Linked DNA regions of Homo sapiens: region 1 is linked to region 2. Evidence: chromatin loops called from intact Hi-C (ENCODE). Cell type or tissue: dorsolateral prefrontal cortex. All regions are shown on one strand. Each heading gives the region's core, and the rest is flanking DNA. Links, peaks and the distances in the headings are about the cores only.

Region 1 (7,901 bases), core at 1-5,000, 75 kb before region 2:
CCTGCTTTATAAGCTGAGGAGAACAATCCATTGAGGGAAAAAGAGATTGAAAATGTAAGGGAGAGGCTCAATTGAGGGAATTAAGTCTTCAAGAAGATGGGAGGATACTAGATGAAAGCAAAGGAAGGATTCTTTTGAGACAGAAGCATAGGAATTTTGAGGTGGAAAGAAAGGAATTTGGCCACAGTCTTTTAAGTGAGGTCAAAGAGAGGTGGGCAGGTTGAAGCCAGGAGTAGAATGACAAAGACTTGTGGGCATTGTGGAAACAGAGCAGTGAGTCAATTAGGAGTGAATAAAAGATCATTACCCAACCATGAGGACCTCATGTGTTTGAAAAGCAGGAATTTGTAGTGAAACCAATTAACGCTATATAATTGGAGTTTGACAACTACTTAAGTAATTTTTGTATAGTGAGCATTTAATCTCACTAAATACAGTGGTTCTTCATTCCCTTAAATGCAGTAAAAAGAGGAGAATGTTTACCTTTAAAATTATCCAAATAAAAGACTCCACTTGTATTTCCTGTAAATATTCTCTCTCAGAGATCTGAGCTAAATTTTAAGAAGTTTATAGTAAAACAATGGGGAAAAATGTAAGTGTTTTTTTAAAGGATGAGCTTTTTCTATCTGTAATGGTAGAATATGGTTTTACAGTGACGTACATGTAAAGTCAGTTTTCAAAAGAAAAATCAAATATAGCACCTCGCCCAATACCATACCCATCATATGCATTCAATATACATTTGTCACATGAATACATGAATAAACTTTTTTTAAGTAAGCTAGCAACAGTATCTAAAATTTTAAATTTCAGGATTTCATTCTTACACAATGGACATCGAATGAGTTGCCTTTTATGGCCTGTGCAAGTTTATGATAGCATTAAAACTATTTATTCATACCTGATATATACATTGAAGCTTTATTTTTAAAAACCCCACATTTTTCACAAAATGATTGTGAACCCTTTAGATCCTTGAGTTATGGGATTATGTCATGATTCCAGGTGAGTTTATGGAACTTCAACTGTAATGAGTGGTGATTTTGAGGTTTTAATGATGAAATTTATTCATTCCTTCAACATACACTCATTGAACACTTTCTCTGGGCCAGAAACTATTCTAGGTGCAAGGAATATGGGGTGGGGGGAGGCATGTCCTTAATATCACAGAACTTTTAGTGGAAGGAGATTAAAAATAAATAAATAAGTAATTACATAATATGCCAGGTGGTAAGTGCTATGACGAAGAATAAAAGAGAGAGAGCAATGGACTGATGATAGTGGGTGGGTGGGGGGTGACATTAGTTTATATAGTATGGTCAGGGAAGACCTTAAGCAGAAAGAGCTGAAAGATGTGAAGTAGTGAGCCCTGCAGATATTTGGGGGAAGGGTCTTCTAGGCAGAGAGGATATCAAAAATGAAAAGGCTGGATAAGAACATGTTTGGCATCCTCAAGGGACAGCAGGGAAACCTTATTGGTTTCCTTGGTTTACCTGGAGCAGTCACTTAGGGAATTCACAATAAAATGCTTTGCCTTTCATTTTCAATTGTTTGCCCATAAGGCTGTATTACCATCTACTGTATTTGGGCTGACCTATGAATCAGTACTGGGTTTATATAAAGATGAATATCCTCAATCAAATGTATTTAAGTTAGAAAACAATCATGCCTGTAATCCCAGCACTTTGGGAGGCTGAGGCAGGCAGATCACTTGAGGTCAGGAGTTCGAGAGCAGCCTGGCCAACATGGCGAAATGCTGTCTCTACTAAAAATACAAGAATTAGCCGGGCATGGTGGCGCATGCTTGTAGTCCCAGCTATTTGGGAGGCTGAGGCAGGAGAATTGCTTGAACCTGGGAGGCAGAGGTTGCAGTGAGCCGAGATCACATCAGAAAACAAAGCGTGATTCTGTCTGGGTAGTGATGAAATACTAGTCAGCTGGAAGTAGTTCTGCTCCTTGGAACTTACATCTCTTCTGTGTCCTGAATCTTCTTTAAATATTGCTCTCTTTTCTTCTTCCTTGTTTCATGTTCCATTCTCAAGTATAAGATCCTTGAGGCTAGAACTTTGTTTTGTTCATCTGGGTATACTCTATAACACAGACTGACTCTCTGCATTAGTAAGGGTTTATCAAATACTTACGGAGAGGAATTGATGAGAAATTTCCAAAGATTTAAGTAACTCAGGTGTAAAGAATGAGGGTAAAGCTCGTTTACCTTGATTTCTGCAGATAGGTAGCTGTTTTTCAAACAGGACACAGAATTGCCATAGGATGCTAAAGCAGTTTATGCATGCAGACCCTGAGATGAGGACTTGAGTTCAGAATAGTTTATCTGAGAGACAACCTCAAGAAGCACAAGTGAGAGAATGGAGAAAATGACACAGGAGAGGGAAGAAAGCCCATTAAGAGGTGAGTTAATGAGCAGGTTACCACGGTGGGCAGCTGAGGCTTGGCTCTGCTGGCATTATATAGACTGCACATTAGGATTGTCCACCAAGCAGTGGAGAAAGTGGGGTCTTTATCCACCATTTCCCTAGGGATATTAAATCTTCAGTACTTTAGGGCTGCTAAGATTAGCCTGAGCAAGCTCCAGAGACACCAAAGAAAGCTCTTGAGCAGAGAAGCAGAGAGGCAGAGCCAGGTGGAAGTGGGAAACTGTCAGTGTATTTGGAGACTGTCGATACAGCTATAGCTGAACTCAGAAGTGGACATGGGACCCCTGTTTAACACAGCACAGAGGTATCATAAAGAATTTTTAACAGATAATAATTGGTTTGATGGCAGTTATTTTAATTTAGGGATTTTAATGTATTGTGACAACTGCCTGCAGTTCTGTTCACTCACAAGCCAACTATTGGCCACCCTCAGTTATCTGAGGTGCAGAGTACTATATATGCTCATGTGTAAGATACGCTCTGTTATAGGGTGGCCCTCAGTTTTCCAACAAGAGCGTTTATAAAAAGACTTTATGTCAACTTGAATATGCATATTCTAGGAATATAGGCAAAGAGTGAAGTATCTACTTATGTTTAATTTATTAGTTTACTTTCATATAATTGAAGTCACATTATATAAAATTATTAATTTAGAAATATGACATCCTTCCATTCTCACATTTTATGAAATCATTTATTCAAATACTTCACATACTTTTTTGACTTTAGAGTCTTTGTCATGATTAGGCCACTTTTGTCATGTTCATTTCTATCTAACTTTTTTGAGATATAGTACTTCTTGAGTTTCTGTATGATGCTACCACCACAAACTTTATTCCAAACCCTGTGTGCTCATTCACTTAATGTAAGAACGTTTGTTTTATCCTTTCTTCCTAAAGGAGTATATTTATGATCTCTGCAACCCAGCACTTCTGTATGTCTTGTGTAAAGACATCCAAGACAAGCAATTGTAAAGCTCCTTCCCAGGAATATTTACTTCAATTGGTGTTAAAATCATGGCCTCCTTTACTCTGTATTCATTCAGTCATTTATCTTCTTTCAATTGCATAGCCTTCAGAAGTATCCCTATCTTGTGTTGATTGAGTTTATTTCCGGCTATCTTCTCCAAATAGTTCTTAAGTAACCTCTGAAACACACAACTCCTTTTCATGAAATCTGCAGTCTTACCAGGTAATATGTTTTTTCATGGTTTCTCTCTTTAAAATCAGTTGCCGTCACATCCAGCATTAGTGAATTACATGGCTTTCAATTTCTGTTATCTTGGAGGTAACAGGGTTTTTGGCATTCAGAAGAAGGTAATTAAGAGAATACCCCACAATATGGGAGACTTTGTAAGCATTTATACATAAGGCAACTTTCTCTTTTCTGAAATACACATTTTGGAGGACAGAATCTCATCTTTTTGTATATGTAAAGTGATCACAGGAGGTTGTCAAGGTATGGTGGCAAAACCAATCCCTACACACTAAGTTTCCTTTTCAGCCTCCTCTTCTGTTCCATGTGGATTAATTAGCATACAATTTGTATGAAAAATACAGCAAATACAGCAATGATTTATTTCCTAATGGAATTAATTGGCCACCATTCCAAATAATGTAATCGTTATGTTTCTGACTATTGATAAATTTTGTATCTCGAGATCAATTCTGCATTTATTAACAGGCACACTTTATTTTAAAGAAGGATAATTGCCAAAGTATGTATAAATTCCTTTTTCTTGTAAATTGTAGCATATTTTAAAAGCAGAGGACGAGCTTAGAGTCATTTAAGGAAATTCCACTTAACAAGAATAATTACCCCCTACATTGGCTATTCAGTGAATTTGGACTTTTATACTGGACTTTACTAAAGTGGGTTGCATTCTGTTGCAGTGGCTTTTACACACTTTTGGCCATGATTCCTGGTGAGAACACAATTTAGATGATAGGCTAGCAACATAGATGAATGTGTGTAAACACATATACACACACACATACATCACTGAAACAAGTTTCACTCAACAATACTTGTCCTTTATTATGTGTAATCCACCCTGATGCTTCCTATCCTATTCTCTTCTGTTCTGTATGTTTGCCAACCCACTGAAGTAATCTCTGCATTGGTGAACCCTAATATGCAGTTTAGAAAACACTGCTGTATTGTATTACATTTATCAGAAGAGTGTTTATTTTCTTATAGTATGAAATAATTTCATGTCAAAAGTTGTTTTTTCGTTTTTTGAATTGTTAGCATATTTGGATATTTGGTGGTATGGACAAATGATGCAGTAATCACAGAGAGAAACTTTATTTTTGAGTAGACATTTTGTTTCCAAAAGAAGAAATTACATTAGTGTGGAAAAGGGAAAGTGGAGTAAGAAGAATAGATTTGTTCTTAGATCTGTGGCTTTCTTGGGTTGTGGGGACCGTGTCAAGTCACTGGGCCACAACCTCCTTGCTGAGCTGGTTCCTCACGATTCTTTCCTGTCCTTCACTCTTCCTGCCCCTCTTCCTAGCTGCTGTCTCTTAGCCTCTAGAGTTCTGGATGTTTAGTTAAATTACTTAATTCTAAATTTTAACCTAATATTATTTCTTCCCAGATGTGAAAATAGTTTCTACGCCCACTTCCCTTCCAAATAACTTGAAAATATAAGAATCATTTTTCCCTGAGCTAGTACCTGGAAGAGTTCTCTCCTAAAGGAGCTAGAATTTGTTCTACAGATGAAATGTTTCCATAGTATTAGGTCATATGAAAGCTTAACCTAATCTTATGTTCAGGTATGATTGTGTTCTTTATGGCAGGCTAGCTATCAAAGTACACATAAATTCCTTTTTTAAAAGCTCAGCAGATTCCCCATCCAGTGACTAAAAACAAGTTACAAAGTGTCAGGCATTGCGCTAAGTACTGTACACAGCTAACTCATTTACTTCTCATAATGACCTAATTTACTCTTCATAACCACATCAGGAGAGAACTTATATTGCAGATTGGACTTTGAGGTTCTCAGAGGTTCCTCAGTGGCTACAAAACAGGACAAAGGGGATTTGCCTCAGGTCTAGGCACAGGAATGGGCCCAGACAGTTGCTGGTCCTGGAGTCTATTCTGTCCTCTGGGCCCAGCAGTAGCTTCCCATCCCCACTGCCCCATCTTGACTCTCTTGTTTATGATGCCTTCATCCTACTTGGGATGTCTGTGTGTGTGTGTGTGTGTGTGTGTGTGTGTGTGTTACTGTTTGTCTTAGTCCATTCAGTGTTGCTATAACAGAGTACCTGAGGCTGGGTAACTTACAAAGAAAAGAAGTTTATTTGGCTCACAATTCTGGTGGCTGGAGAGTTTAAGACCAGGCAGCTGCATCTGGTAAGGGTCTCATGCTGCTTCCACTCATAGTGGAAAGTGGAAAGACAGCGAGTGTGTGCGAAGAGATAACATGGTGAAAGAGGAAAGGAGAGAAAAACCAAGGAAGCCAGATTCTTTTTAACAATCCACTGTCTAGGAAACTATTCCATCCTTGCAAGAGTGAGAACTCATTCATCACTGCAGGAGGACATTCATCTGTTCATAAGAGATTCACCCCCCATGACCCATGCACCTCCCAATACTGCCACATTGGGGATTAAATGTCAACATGAATTTTGTGGGGATGAACCACATTCAGACCATAGTACTGTTGCACCGACATCTCTCCATTCTTGGCCCTGTGGGGTGGCAAGGACTCAGAATGAGCTGGAATACAGTGCTGCCATAATTAGCCATCAACAGTGAACAAGTCTCCAGGTTGGTCTGAGCCTCAGCTTCTCCAGCTACAAAAGGGGAAATGATGAAACCTGCCCTTCCCATCTCTTCCTGCACAGGGCCGCTGGGGTCAAATAAAATATGAAAGGGTACAGAAAAGTAAGGTAGATGTCTCACTTCCTTCATCATGACATTGAACGAAAGTGACTCCCTACCTAGTTCTAATAGCTAGTGTCTCTTTCCTCTAAACCAGAAGTTGACAAACTTTCTCTGTTTAGGGCTAGTAGTAAATAGGTTTTGTGGGCCATATGGTCTCTGCCACAACTCCTCCACTCTGCCCTTGTAGTGCAAAAGCAACTGTACACAATATGTAAACCTATTAGTGTGACTGTATTTCAACCAAAGTTTGTTTATGGATGCTAAAATTCAAATTTCATATCATTTTTGCTTCACAAAATGTTGATTTCTCATTTAACTTTTTGCAACCATCTAAAAACATAAAAAACATTCTCAGCTCCAAGGCAGTACACAAACAGGCAGTGGGATGGATTTGTCCCACGGACCTCAGTTTACTGACCCCTGATCTAAACTCTCACAGTGCTTTGTACCACTCTGGATTCCAGCAGCTCATGCTCATCTTTTCCATCTCTCTTGTCCTTTCAAAATATGCACCCACCCACACACTCATTTTTTCATCTCCCTTAACACTGAGAAAGATAATAGCATATGTATAGTATGCCCCCCACATGTATATTCTATATGCCCAAGAAATATTTATTGAGTAAATCAGGATTAAAAATCTGTTGCTTTTGTATGTTTCCTGTTTTTTCATCTTTAAAGGAAATTCCACCTATTCTCTAGTAAAGCTTTGGGAATGATTGAGTTAAGATTTTGTGATTAAATATAAGGCTTTGAGATTCTTGCCTTAAAGTATTTCCCCCCTCTGTTATTAACCATAAAAGGAAAAGAATGTCAGGGAGGACAGAGAGGAAAAGCAAACAGACAAACAAAACCAACATTTCAGCATGAAAAGCGCTTGTTAGATGATAACTAAAGTGGCCAGATGTTTAGCTTTGCTCCCTTGGGTATCCTGCCACTATAGGGAACTCTGAACCGGCTGAAGTGTTTCATGCCTCAGCTGCCAGCAGCCCTTGGTGATATGCTTTCCCCAAAATTTAACATGGGGGCCAGAACTCCATGCATTTGACTATAAATAAAGAGGACCTCATAGAATGTACTTTATCTTTGTATTTCCCTACCATGTATTGAGGAATCATGCACATCTCTCTAAGAGCAAAGCCTTGAACATACCTCCTGTTTTTCTTCTTAATAAGTATAGACTTGGAAGTGGAATTATTATAACATATGTAAATTGACATTTCTTCTCAAAATGGACAGAAACTGTATGCTGGAATTATGGCAGGGCTGTTTGTGGTATTCCACATAGTCTATGATCAATATGTTACTCTATAATAAGGATTGTGTGTAAGTGTGTGCACGTGGGTATGTAGTTAAGGGGTGGGAAGAAATAAATATATTAAAAGCTTGGGACCAAAATCACTAACAGTATCTACTCCTTATTAAAATTTGTTAAGGAAAGGAACAATTAAGTCAGCTTTCTGTTGAGTGCTTAAGTATTTTAGCCTGCCAAAATATATTAATTTTCCATAACCTGGAAGAGAGATCCATGACACATGTAAAATAAATTATAAAGTATACTTTGACTTGACATAA
Region 2 (11,240 bases), core at 2,920-7,919:
ATGGGAGATGTGGAGCCAGATTGACAATAATGGATATAAAATGGGCTATGAGTTAGAGATCCGCTAGAATATTTCTTGAAGTGTGACATAGTCCGAAGCCATGGAGAGCAGGGGGCACCAGACAATCTCAGAGGTGTGTGCCATTCTATTAACTACAATTCCATTAATAAGCAGGAAGGCACACATTGGGAACTAGGTGGATTTTCTTCAGTATGCTTTTGATGTTGCCCCTAAGCACAGATTCCCATGGAAACTAAACTAGAAGATAAGTCAAAGGAGATTGAAAATATTAAATATCAGGTATTTCTTTGACTTATTGACTGCTTGGTGTTTAGCATTAGGCTTCAGACAGCAATATTACAGATATTACCCAGGCACTCGGGCAGCTTTCATATAAAGTTTATTTGAGCCTCACTTTTTCATCTCCTTGTTGCCAGTATCATCACCTTGAAAGTGAACTGTAACAATACATGTATGTAGAACCTGTATTTTGTTTTTAATAATATTTATAATAGTTTATATGAATTGATGGTTTACTTTGTGCCAATCTTTGTATTAAGTACTTCATACCACATTTCTCATTTAATTCATACCACTACATTGTAGTTGTTAATATCTCATTTGACAGATGAGAAAATTTATGTCCAGAGAGCTTTGGTAACTTGCCTAACACTAGTAACAGTAACAAGAGGATTCTGACCTCTTGTCAGACTCCAAAACATTATTCTTAACCACCACTTCTTCACCAGAAAGTGTTGTATGATTGGCTTGGGTAATGTCTACTCATCAGAAAAGAACTACAAATGTTGGATGGAAAGTAGTTCAGAACTCTTTGGGCAGTCAATCACGTGTGCCTTTTTTGTTAGGGTTTTGTTCATATTCTCACCAAGAATCCTCAATCAGGTTATTTCTATATATTATTATAATCCCCAATCATAATCATATAATCATGTTGTACCCAAGAATATTATATTCACCACAACCTCCCTTCCTCTATAATGTCATCCAAATCTTATGTCATCCTTCCTTTCCCTCACTCCCTGATTCTCTTCACATTCCTTAGTTTACCTTTCTTCTGATCACCTGTTTCATGGGAAATAGTAACCTGGATAGATAAGAAGTCCTGTTTGTCCAAGAGCTGGTTTGACATGTTGGCTCACCAGAGGAGACTGGGGCCCAAGAACTTGATTAAACAACCTGGTTCCTTGTCACTCAAGTGAGCTGTGCAGAACAGCAGCATCAGCGACACTTGGCAGACTCTTGGGCCCCATCCAAACCTACTGCATCATAATCTGCATTTTAAAGACACCCCCTACCCCCGTGATTTTAGGCACATTGAAGTTTGAGCAGCATGGCTCTTGTCTGTTGCTGCAGCCATGATATGACATAGATGGTCCCAGAGCCTGTTTACAAGGGGAAAAGTTGGACAGAACCAGCAGGAAGACCCAGAGCCTGTGGCCCAACTCAGCGATATGATAAGTCAAGAGGAGGAAAGAGCCAAGACTTGTTCCCAGCATAAATAAAGAAGACCTACGGAATCTAACGCCAGAAGATCCAACGCCTCTGCTGTTATGCAAATGTAATAAAAATGCATTCAGTCCAACTTGGAATCTATAGAAAGTTAAGTAAAAGTTGAGTAATCAAGGTCACAAAAGTCATTTAAGGGCAGTCATTTAAGAGAGCTTCACTGAACAAATTTCACAAATAACAAATCTTTCAGGGATGAAAAACGCTAATAAAAGGTTTCCTTTTTGAAAAGTGATTTTGTGTATTTGCTTAATTTTATTTTAATCCTGGACCTCTTATCTACTTTGATTTTCATTGGCATCAATGGGAATGTGAAAGAATTGACCTCATTTGAAACTTCCTTTCAGCAAATGGTCAAAGCTTTGTTTTCTGCTTCATTGTTTTCTAAACTGGTGCATAAAAATAATACTTGTGCTTCAGGCATGTGCTGGCAACTTTAGCCTCCTGTAATTTCCTGAGCCACATATTACATCTGTTTTCTGCTTACAGATGAACCTCAGCTCTCACTCCCTCAGGGTCTTCTTCATGTTCTTTTAGCCCCTTGTTGACGGTTGTTTGGTAATTCTTACGGTTATAATTCTTTGAATATCTTTTCAGTTATGATTGGAGGAGGTCTAAGCAAGTGAAATATGACACATTGCCTTTTTCCTGTCAAAGCAACCCCGTATCATATATGCATGATAGTGTGGTTGCTGCTTTAAAAACCAATTCTAGAAGGAAAAATGTCATGTTTCCTAGAGATTATAAATAACTAGACACAGATAAGCACAAGTGTATTTATATCAGCCTCCAAATATTCTGATAAGAAGAAAGAAATACAGTCTGTTGTTTGACTTTCAAAGGGCAAATTTTAAAAATGTAACAGAAATGCAACTTTTGACTTTGTATTTTAAATGCATTATCTTCGGAAGATATGATAGAATGAGGTATAGACACTGTAAAGCCACTTCTAACAGTGATAATTACTCTGCAGTATTTGAATGACTAGCAAGTTTCTTATATGGCATTTTATAATACTGTTTTGTTGCAGAAGCCTTTATCATTTTACGTCATTTAATTTGGTAAAATGATATAACATTCCTATGTATACAGAAAACCTCAGTTCCTATTAATGTATTGAGTCTTGTTTATAGTTCAGTTTTCAGGTTCAGGACAATTTTATTCCTAATGATATGAAGAAAAGCTCACATAAGAAACTACTTCTTTTTTTGTTTGTTTGTTTTAATAAAGAAAAGAGGTTTAGTTGACTCAGAGTTCCGCATGGCTGGGGAAGCCTCAGGAAACTTACAATCACGGTGGAAGGGGAAGCAAGCATGTCTTACATGGTAGCAGACAAGAGAAGAGTGAGCACGTGAGAGCATAGGAAAGACTGTCATTTATAAAACCATCAGATCTCATCAGAAACCACTATTTATTTCTTTATTTATTTTTAAAGAGATAGGGTCTTGCTCTGTTGCCCAGACTGGAATGTAGTGGCGTGATCATAGCTCACTTTAACTTTGAACTCCTGGCTCAAGGGATCCACCCGTCTCAGCCTCCCAAGTTGCTAGGAATACAGGTGCTCAACACGACAACCTGCTGATTTTTAAATGTTTTGTAGCGACAGCGCCTCACTATGTTACCCAGGCTGGCTTCAAACTCCTGGCCTTCAGCAAGCCTCCTGCCTTGGGCTCCCAAAGCACTGGGATCACAAGCAGAGCCACTGCTTCTGTCTGGTCCAGAAAGCACTTCCTTTGGTACAGAAACCATGAGCTTTGTGATCCATAAGAATGAAGACATCGTAAAATATTATGACTATAAGATATGGAGGGACTTCAATTTCCTGTTCAGCATTCTAATGAGGGTAATTTAGGTAAATGACTTTCTAATTATTGAAAATGATGAATGTATCTGTAGAAAAAATCACTTTTATTATACAAGCAAGAAAACATAATAACCCAGTTAAATGGATTTCAGCAATGATAAGTAAGGAGAGGACCAATCTTTGTGAGTAAAAGCACCCATCCTATCAAAGTCAGCTTAGGAAACGAGCATGTCTTGAAGACCTGGTTTGTTGATGTTGGATAGATATATTTAGGGGAGAAAACAGACTTTTTTTCCCCTTTTTTAAAGTTCTTAGCTGAGACACTTTTCTGAAAACAAAAATCAGATTAACAAAAGAAAAGCATGCAAAAGTTTATTAACATGCACTGTACCTATCACATGGGAAAGGCCTCGGTTCAAAAGCATTTCTCTCTCAAGGCAGTGGCTTAGGGGCCTTGCTTTAAAAGTATTTTAACGGATCTGTAAATCCTACATAGTGACAAGACAAAAGAGAGAACAGTTGCGGTGTTTTAAAAGGCGGGAAAATGAGGGAAGATGCTAAAATCTGTTCCCAGATTCCTCTGGTGCCAGCTTGGTGCCTCCTCTGGGCCGAGAAGTGCCATCTCCAGGAAGGAAGGATTCGTGCCCTGCCATCAGGTGGTTACAGGCTGAGGCAGAGTGTTACCCTGCATTTTCAATGTCTTTAACTTAACAACTGTCTTTGAAGGGAATTTTGGTTCCCTTCATATTGTTGACAAGCTTCTATGTTGAGCATTCAGAAGAAGTGGCAGACATGGTTCTTGGCTTTCAGATGTGTACTTAATCGAAGAGACTGGATATCTTATACATTAAGACATTTAGGAATATTTGTCAACCATCTGTATTTGAAAGTATAAACTACTATTCCACTGGAAGAGCTCTGTATTGATTGTGGATTCAGGAATCCACAGGGGAAGGCTAGATTCAGAAAAGACAGAGAACTAAAGAGAAGGGGAAAAGAGGCACCTGGAGAGAGGGGGAAATGCAGTTAACTGGACATCATCAGGACCTCACATCGGAAGTTCTGCCTTGAAAGCATTTGGAAAAATGGGGCCTCATAGGCAGTGCCTCTCTCCTCCCTCGGCTGCCTTGCCTCTGCTTCAGGAGGGAAGCATCACATGCAGTTTTTCACCTCCTCCCACAGTTTGGGACCATGGTACGGGGGACCTCTTGGAGTCATGGCAACAGTGGGAAAGGATTTTCTTCACGGGTCTATTCAGATTTGCACTTGGCAGAAAACTTTCAGCAGAAAGCCATTAGCTTTCTCTTAGGACTTTGGTTTTCAAGTTGAGTTTGGAACCAGAACTGAAGATTAAAACATGCAGAATATTCTCTATGCCATTTAGCTGTCTGCAGAAACCCACTGTTGCTGGGTACCCAGCCATGTCCCCTGCCCACCCCCACCCTGGCGAAGCTGGGAGTGAGAAGCCAGGGGAAGCACAGTGTATGCACATGGCCAGAAAAAGACTGACACAATTCGTGGGCATTAGAGCACGGTTCTCTTTCTGGAAATTGAGGGTGATTATTTCTCCTTCATTGTGTGCAGCATCCTTTTGAGATCGTTTGGGGAGGGATTTTGTCAGATTGGAGAATTGTGATTAATGGTGAAGGCCTTCGAGAGCCAGCCCATGTGAATGCATTATTCTCAGCTGCTTTCCCATCTGCACACACAGATTGCTCAGTGCCAGTGCTGTGAGGCCTCCAGAGCTGAGCTGGTCCAGCCTCATTATTTTGGCTGATGAACAAATAGACCCAGGGAGGGTAAGGAGCTTACCCTGCAGCACATAAGGAGCCGGCCCAAAGCCAGGACTAGAACCAAAGTCTCCCATGTCCACAGGATACTGTTTCCTCGCCTAACACAATGCCACTCTGTTCACCATTCAATTCAACAGCTATTTATTTGAACCTCGCTGGATCTGCCAGGAACTGGGCTAAGCCCTGGGGTTTCTAAAATAGGTAAAGCATGTTCCCACCCCAAGAGGAACTCATAGTCTAGGAGGGAGGGAGAAACATTGATAGTACATCTTGTTATTTTTAAAAAATGAAGAGAGGAATGAGCACAGGGATAGAAACTCAGAGGAAGAGCATGTGGACCATCCCAGGAGTGCTGAAGCAGGTGTCATTGGAGCTGAGGCTTAAAGGACTGGCAAGGGTGAGTTTTGGGAAGGAGGGTGAAAAGAGCAGCTCAGAGGAGGAGCGGCATGAGCCCCACCTGCTGTGCTTCCACTACCAAACCAAGTCCTCATGCTCCTCCATAGAGAAGCAGGAGGGGCTTCACCTTTAATTCAGTACCATCATTTCTCTTAAAATTGCAGGTAGAATATACAGTGAGTATTTTGGATTTTTCTTTTTCTATTTCATCAAGTAGAAGATGGACCTAAAATGTTTGGCCAGAGAGAAATAGAAAAGCCAATCCCAGTTTAAATTGTTTGAATCTGATTCAATCAGGATCTCAGATCTTCCGGTTCACGATTTCAGCTTGTTTTGAAAGCTAACTGAATTGAGGAGGGGGCAGGGCACAGAATGAGTTTTGGCTTTAATACACTAAAGACTACCCCAATAACCTGAAAGACCCAGTAGAAAACCATGGGCTAAATGAGATACTGAATGAAAGCTGGGTACTGAGACCCCCACCCTTCCTTGTTTCTGGTGATTTCATGCTCCAAATCTTGTCATGATACACTGCACACATCCCTCTGTATAGTGCTTTAAGTGGTTGTGAGAGAGGAAGGGGAGCCCATGGGTCAGAAACCCCTTGTTACATGGAAAGAGCAGAGAAAGAAGAATTAGAGTGGATGCCTTCTCTGTCTGGGCCTAGCATCACGTCATTTGGTCTTTTCCCATGAGCAATGGAATCAAGCAACAGTGATTGATTATCTTCTAAGTACAAAGCATTTTGCTAAGTGCTTTGAGGATATCAAGAATGAGACACACCGGGAGCAGTGGCTCATGCCTATAGTCCCAGCACTTTGGGAGGCCAAGGCAGGTGGATCGCTTGAGCCCAGGAGTTTGAGACCAGCCTGGGCAACATGGTAAAACCCCATCTTTAAAAAAAATTACAAAAATTAGCTGGGCATGGTGGTGTGTGCCTGTAGTTCCAGCTACTCAGGAGGCTGAGGTGGAAGGATGGCTTGATTCTGGGAGGCAGAGGTTGCAGTGAGCTGAGATTGTGCCACTGCATTCCAACCTAGGCAACAGAGCCAGACCCTGTCTCGAAAACAAACAAAAAAGCATGAGAAGATACTATTCTTCCCCTCAAGCCCCTTATAGAGAGCAAGGTCTCATGCTATATAAGGTAGAACTGTACTGCTTATTTACTTAGTAGCCTTGTTAATGTTGGCAAGGAAGTATGAGCTTCAATTTCATCTGTAAATTGGAGGCACTAGTTACAGGGATGTGGTGAGATTAAATGAGATAATCTATGTAAAGCTCCTAGCATAATGCCTGCCATATGATACGTACTCAGTTAATATTAGTTGCCATAATCGTGATCATCATTGTGGTGCAGAGGAACTAAGCTCTGACTTGTAAGCTCTGATGTCTATGTTGACATCTCCACATGGATCTTTAACAAGCAGATCAAACTTAACATGTCCAAAAAATGGAAGTGCTGATTATTTTCCTCTCCAAACTGTTTTTTTTTCTCATCTTCACAACTGATTAAATGGCATCACCATGTTATTGCTAAAACCAAAGACTTGGGGGACATCATTGATTTCCTCCCTTTTTCTTTTCCTTGATTTCCAACCAACAAACAAGTTTTGTCTTTGCTGCTTCTTAAAAAAAAAAATCATGAACTTGCCTATTTCTCTCCCATCTCTGCTGCTACCACTCTGGTCCAAGGCACCATTGTCTGTTGCGTTTCATTTGTAGCTCTTTAATTCTCCCACTGTCAATAAGCTTTTTAATGACATTGCCCCCTTTTCTGTTTCTCCAATATGCCAACCCCTTTCTTACCTGAGGGCCTTTGCACTAGATATTTCATCTAATGGGAACGTTCTTTCTTTCTCCCCAGTAGCTTCATTATTTGCTTGCCTTTGCATATCAGGTATCTGTTCAAATGTCATTCCCACAAAGAGGTCTTCCCTGACACTGCTTCTTTCACCTACCTCACCCACCACCCAGTTTCTTTCTTTTTCTTTCTTTTTTTTTTTTTTTTTTGAGACAGAGTCTTGTTCTGTCACCCAGGCTGCAGTACGATGGCACAATCTCAATTCACTGCAACCTCCACCTCCCGGGTTCAAACGATTCTCCTGCCTCAGCCTCCTGAGTAGCTGAGATTACAGGCACCCAACACCATGCCCAGCTAACTTTTTGTATTTTTGGTAGAGACGGGGTTTCACTATGTTTGTCAAACTGGTCGCAAACTTCTGACCTCAAATGATCCGGCTACCTCAGCCTCCCAAAGTGCTGGGATTACAGGCTTGAGCCACCACGCCGGGCCAATATCACAGTACATTCTTTTATTTTTTCTGGAACATCTCCATGGCTGCTACCAAAGGTGGGTCGTGGGGAAGTACTGGAGAATCTTATTGGATGTTTTTTGGAGAGGGCTTGGAAGTGGTTTACATCACTTCTACTCATAATTCTTAGACAGACTTCAGTCTCATATACCGAACCTACTTGCAAGGGATGCCGAGAAATGTCATTTTCTCATGTGCTCAGGAAGATGAAACAGTGTGGCAAACACATCTTTGACTTCCACAGCTCATGTAACTGAAAGTCCAAGTGTGTGGCTTACAGATACACCAATGACACCAATCTCCAGTTTTTCTCTCTCCAACTCTGGATTCTCTTTCAGTTTGGCCACATTCTCAGATAGGCTGTCCTCTTGCTTACAGTGGCAAATAAACAATGAGGCTCTTTCCTGGAAGCCCCAGTGGAAGTCTTCTAGACTCTGGGGCACCTGCCCATCACAGAACCAATTACTGTGATGAAAGGAATGTGACCCATTGATTACCTTGGACCACTATTGTGTTCTCCATCACTGAATTTGGAGGATGGGGAGGCAATTGAACCATAGTGAGTTGAGACTGGGAATGGATGAAGCTTTAAAAAGCTCTTGTGGGAAGTAGGATGAATGGATGCCAGTGGCAAAAAAAGGACAAAAATGTTCACTACAACAGCATATAAGATTTATCAACCAACAATATACAATTCTAAACACTCTGATCAATGGACCATATTTTCTTCTTGAATTACCTTTAGTGACAATGGTCTCTACCAGAAGCACATACAGCCAAACTATTTTTTAAAGTATATGGAACTCTTGGTTCTTTGCTTCATCATACTTTAGGCTGAATTTTTTTGTTGACTAAGGAGAGAGCTAAGTGGCTTCATTCTAGTAAAAAGTACTTATTTGGGGTTGTTAGTTGTAATGGGCAGCCAGGTCTTCCCTTATATTTCCCACCTCTACAGAGTTCTTAGAAAATGCAGATATAGTTCATTTTTTAGGCAACAAGGAGAGGATGATCTGGAAGCAGCATTGGGAATTAAGGAAGACACCAACTGTTCCTCCTAGTCCAGGAAAACAAGGGCTGTGTAAAGAAACCACCACCATTTGAGACCTTTACAAGGGAAGCAGTGTCCTCATGAGAGCACCAAACTGTGGCTAGAGAAAGAAAATGAAGAATGTTCCACAAAGAGGTTGGCTTTAAAAATCCCCTGCCCAAAAGCCAGGTTATCATGATTTCAGCTCAGGTATGGGCTGAATCAAGGAAAACCTCAGAGGTCAGTCAACTGGAGGCCAGCCGTTGTTGAGTTATGGTCACTCAACAAATATATGTGTTGAGACCGTGATGTGCTAGCCCTCAGGTTCAGCATCAAATACATATCAAAAAAATAGAAACTCTGATAATAAGAGATGTATAAACAATCACAGCATAATATAGGGAGATCTGATTCTGAGCTGCTTGTATACAGTAAGGGGCAAGGAGATGCCAATAGTCAATCTGGACACAACATTCAGCACGTAGAGTTAGTTGCTGTAAAGGCCAAGCCCTAGAAGCATACTGATCTGTTTTTATAGTGGTTATTATGTATGGATGGGTGTTGAGTGATGGCTCTAGCTGCTTGCCCCAGCAGAAATCCTGTTGAGCAGCTGCAGTAAGGGTTCAGGAGTTCTATGACAGCAGAGTAAAATCCATGGGCCAGACAATTGGTCATTGCAACAGGTTCCATCATGAAGTGACGAGGCAAACATATTCATAGGTGGGCAGTCTAGAATAAGGCTCAACTTAAAAATGCCAGGACAGGTTGCCAGCAGGTCGCAGAGCCCACCCCAGGGCCATATGAGAGGCTGGATTTGGGTTTTGGGGATGAGATAAGCAGGAGAAAGGCAGATGGTCCCAAGTCCTAGGAGTACAGGAATGCTCAGCAGGTGAGCAGATGGGCTTTGGTACAGGGAATAAATAGAAATTCCATCACCAGAAATGAGTCACTGCTTAGGATATAAGTCTTATGAACAGGGAGAGAGTCCACTTTTCATACCGTGAGTACAGATCAGAAACAGTCAAGGGGATCTGGACACTGGGCCCTGTATGTTAGACCAGAGCTCCAGAAATCCCACCAGCAGCAGGTCAGGACTGAATTGTGGGGACCTGGGTGGCCTGAGCCTACAGCTGGAGTCAGATGGTACCCCTGGGCCAAGGGAGAGATGCAGAAGCTGGGACTCAAAGCCACAGCTTTGTCTGGCCCATGAGGCATCCCCCTTCTCTCCAGGGCACATTGGGCTAGGCCAGCCTTTGGCCCTGGCAAGAATGAAGGAAGCGGGCACACACCCCTTTCCTTGAGCCTCAGTCTCTTCTTATCATCTCTTCTGTTGTCATTTAGAGGATCCTGGCAGAGGTTTTGGGTCAGTAGCTAAGTTGACTCACCTTACAGATTATTGTGGTTCAGCAACTTTTTTAGTCTTTAAGTCTTTCTCCTCTGCTTTTAGTATTTTAAGGAGCAGATAATTTTTCAAATGCAAATTTCCTAATTAGATATAGCATTCTCACTACCTGACATATTATGTATTTATTTGTTTGCTGTTTATATCACCTAAAAGGATTGTCAGCTCCCCAAGGGCAGGGCCTTTGTTTTGTTCACTACTGGGTTCCCAGTGCCAAGAACAGTGTCTGTCACATAATAGATGCTCAGCATGTTTGTTGAGTGAACAAATGTGAATAAATGAATAAGCAAGTCAACATTCCATTCTTGTGGGCTTGGCTGGCTCTAATCTGTCCACAGACACATTATACCCAAATGAGATAATTCATGGGTTTGTGCTAAGTAATCAGAAGTTTTCTCTGGATATGGTAGGCAAATTATGACTAATTCATCCTGGACATAATGAAATGATCATTCCTTTGTTTTGTTAGTTACTCTAAGAGTAATTTGGATTTTTATGTCATTCAAACTTTGACCCTTCTCATTTTCCTACAAGAATATAAGCTTTGCTTGTTTGTATTTATAATCAGTGGGATGGATTTCACTTCATTGAAAGGGCATTATTTCCCCTTTTAAAATGGACCTATGTTAAAGTTTGCTATAATTTACTGAATGCTTACTCTGTACTTGGCACTGTTCTAAGTGTATCAGCTCATCTTTGTAATAGTTGTACGTGGCATGATTCTTCTTCCCATTTTGCCTGTGGAGAAGTTGGAGCACAGAGAGGTTAAGTAACTTGCCTAAGGTCATACTGCTAATAAGTAAAGGATCTGGGAGCATCCTTAGCCATCAGACTACACAGCCTATAATGGTACATTAGTAAACATCACTTATGTCTTCATTTATTGAGTGAATAGAGGATAGATATGTTGACTGCTTCATAGGCTTAATGTGAGGATAAAATGAGTTAATACAGCCAAAACACTTAAAACATTGAACAA

The links. Peaks named below come from ENCODE experiments on the same cell type or tissue, not always from the same donor. Only the 100,000 strongest peaks of a DNase experiment are listed, where the experiment ranks them.
Region 1: a loop joins it to region 2, with 2.1 times the contacts of the local background. A loop is called at or near these places in 6 of 110 quality-filtered maps.

What each region holds. Positions count from the first base shown.
Region 1 is chr9:69,659,782-69,667,682 of GRCh38, reverse strand. The region is part of intron 1 of APBA1 (amyloid beta precursor protein binding family A member 1); the gene reads left to right. Among named protein-coding and RNA genes, the nearest start is that of APBA1, 8.6 kb to the left of the region's middle. In dorsolateral prefrontal cortex, for the core only: no CTCF peak of the experiment used is centred there; no DNase peak of the experiment used is centred there.
Region 2 is chr9:69,584,316-69,595,555 of GRCh38, reverse strand. All of the region lies in intron 1 of APBA1 (amyloid beta precursor protein binding family A member 1), which reads left to right. Among named protein-coding and RNA genes, the nearest start is that of APBA1, 82 kb to the left of the region's middle. In dorsolateral prefrontal cortex, for the core only: no CTCF peak of the experiment used is centred there; a DNase peak (open chromatin) is centred at 5,117; H3K27ac peaks cover 1,572 bases.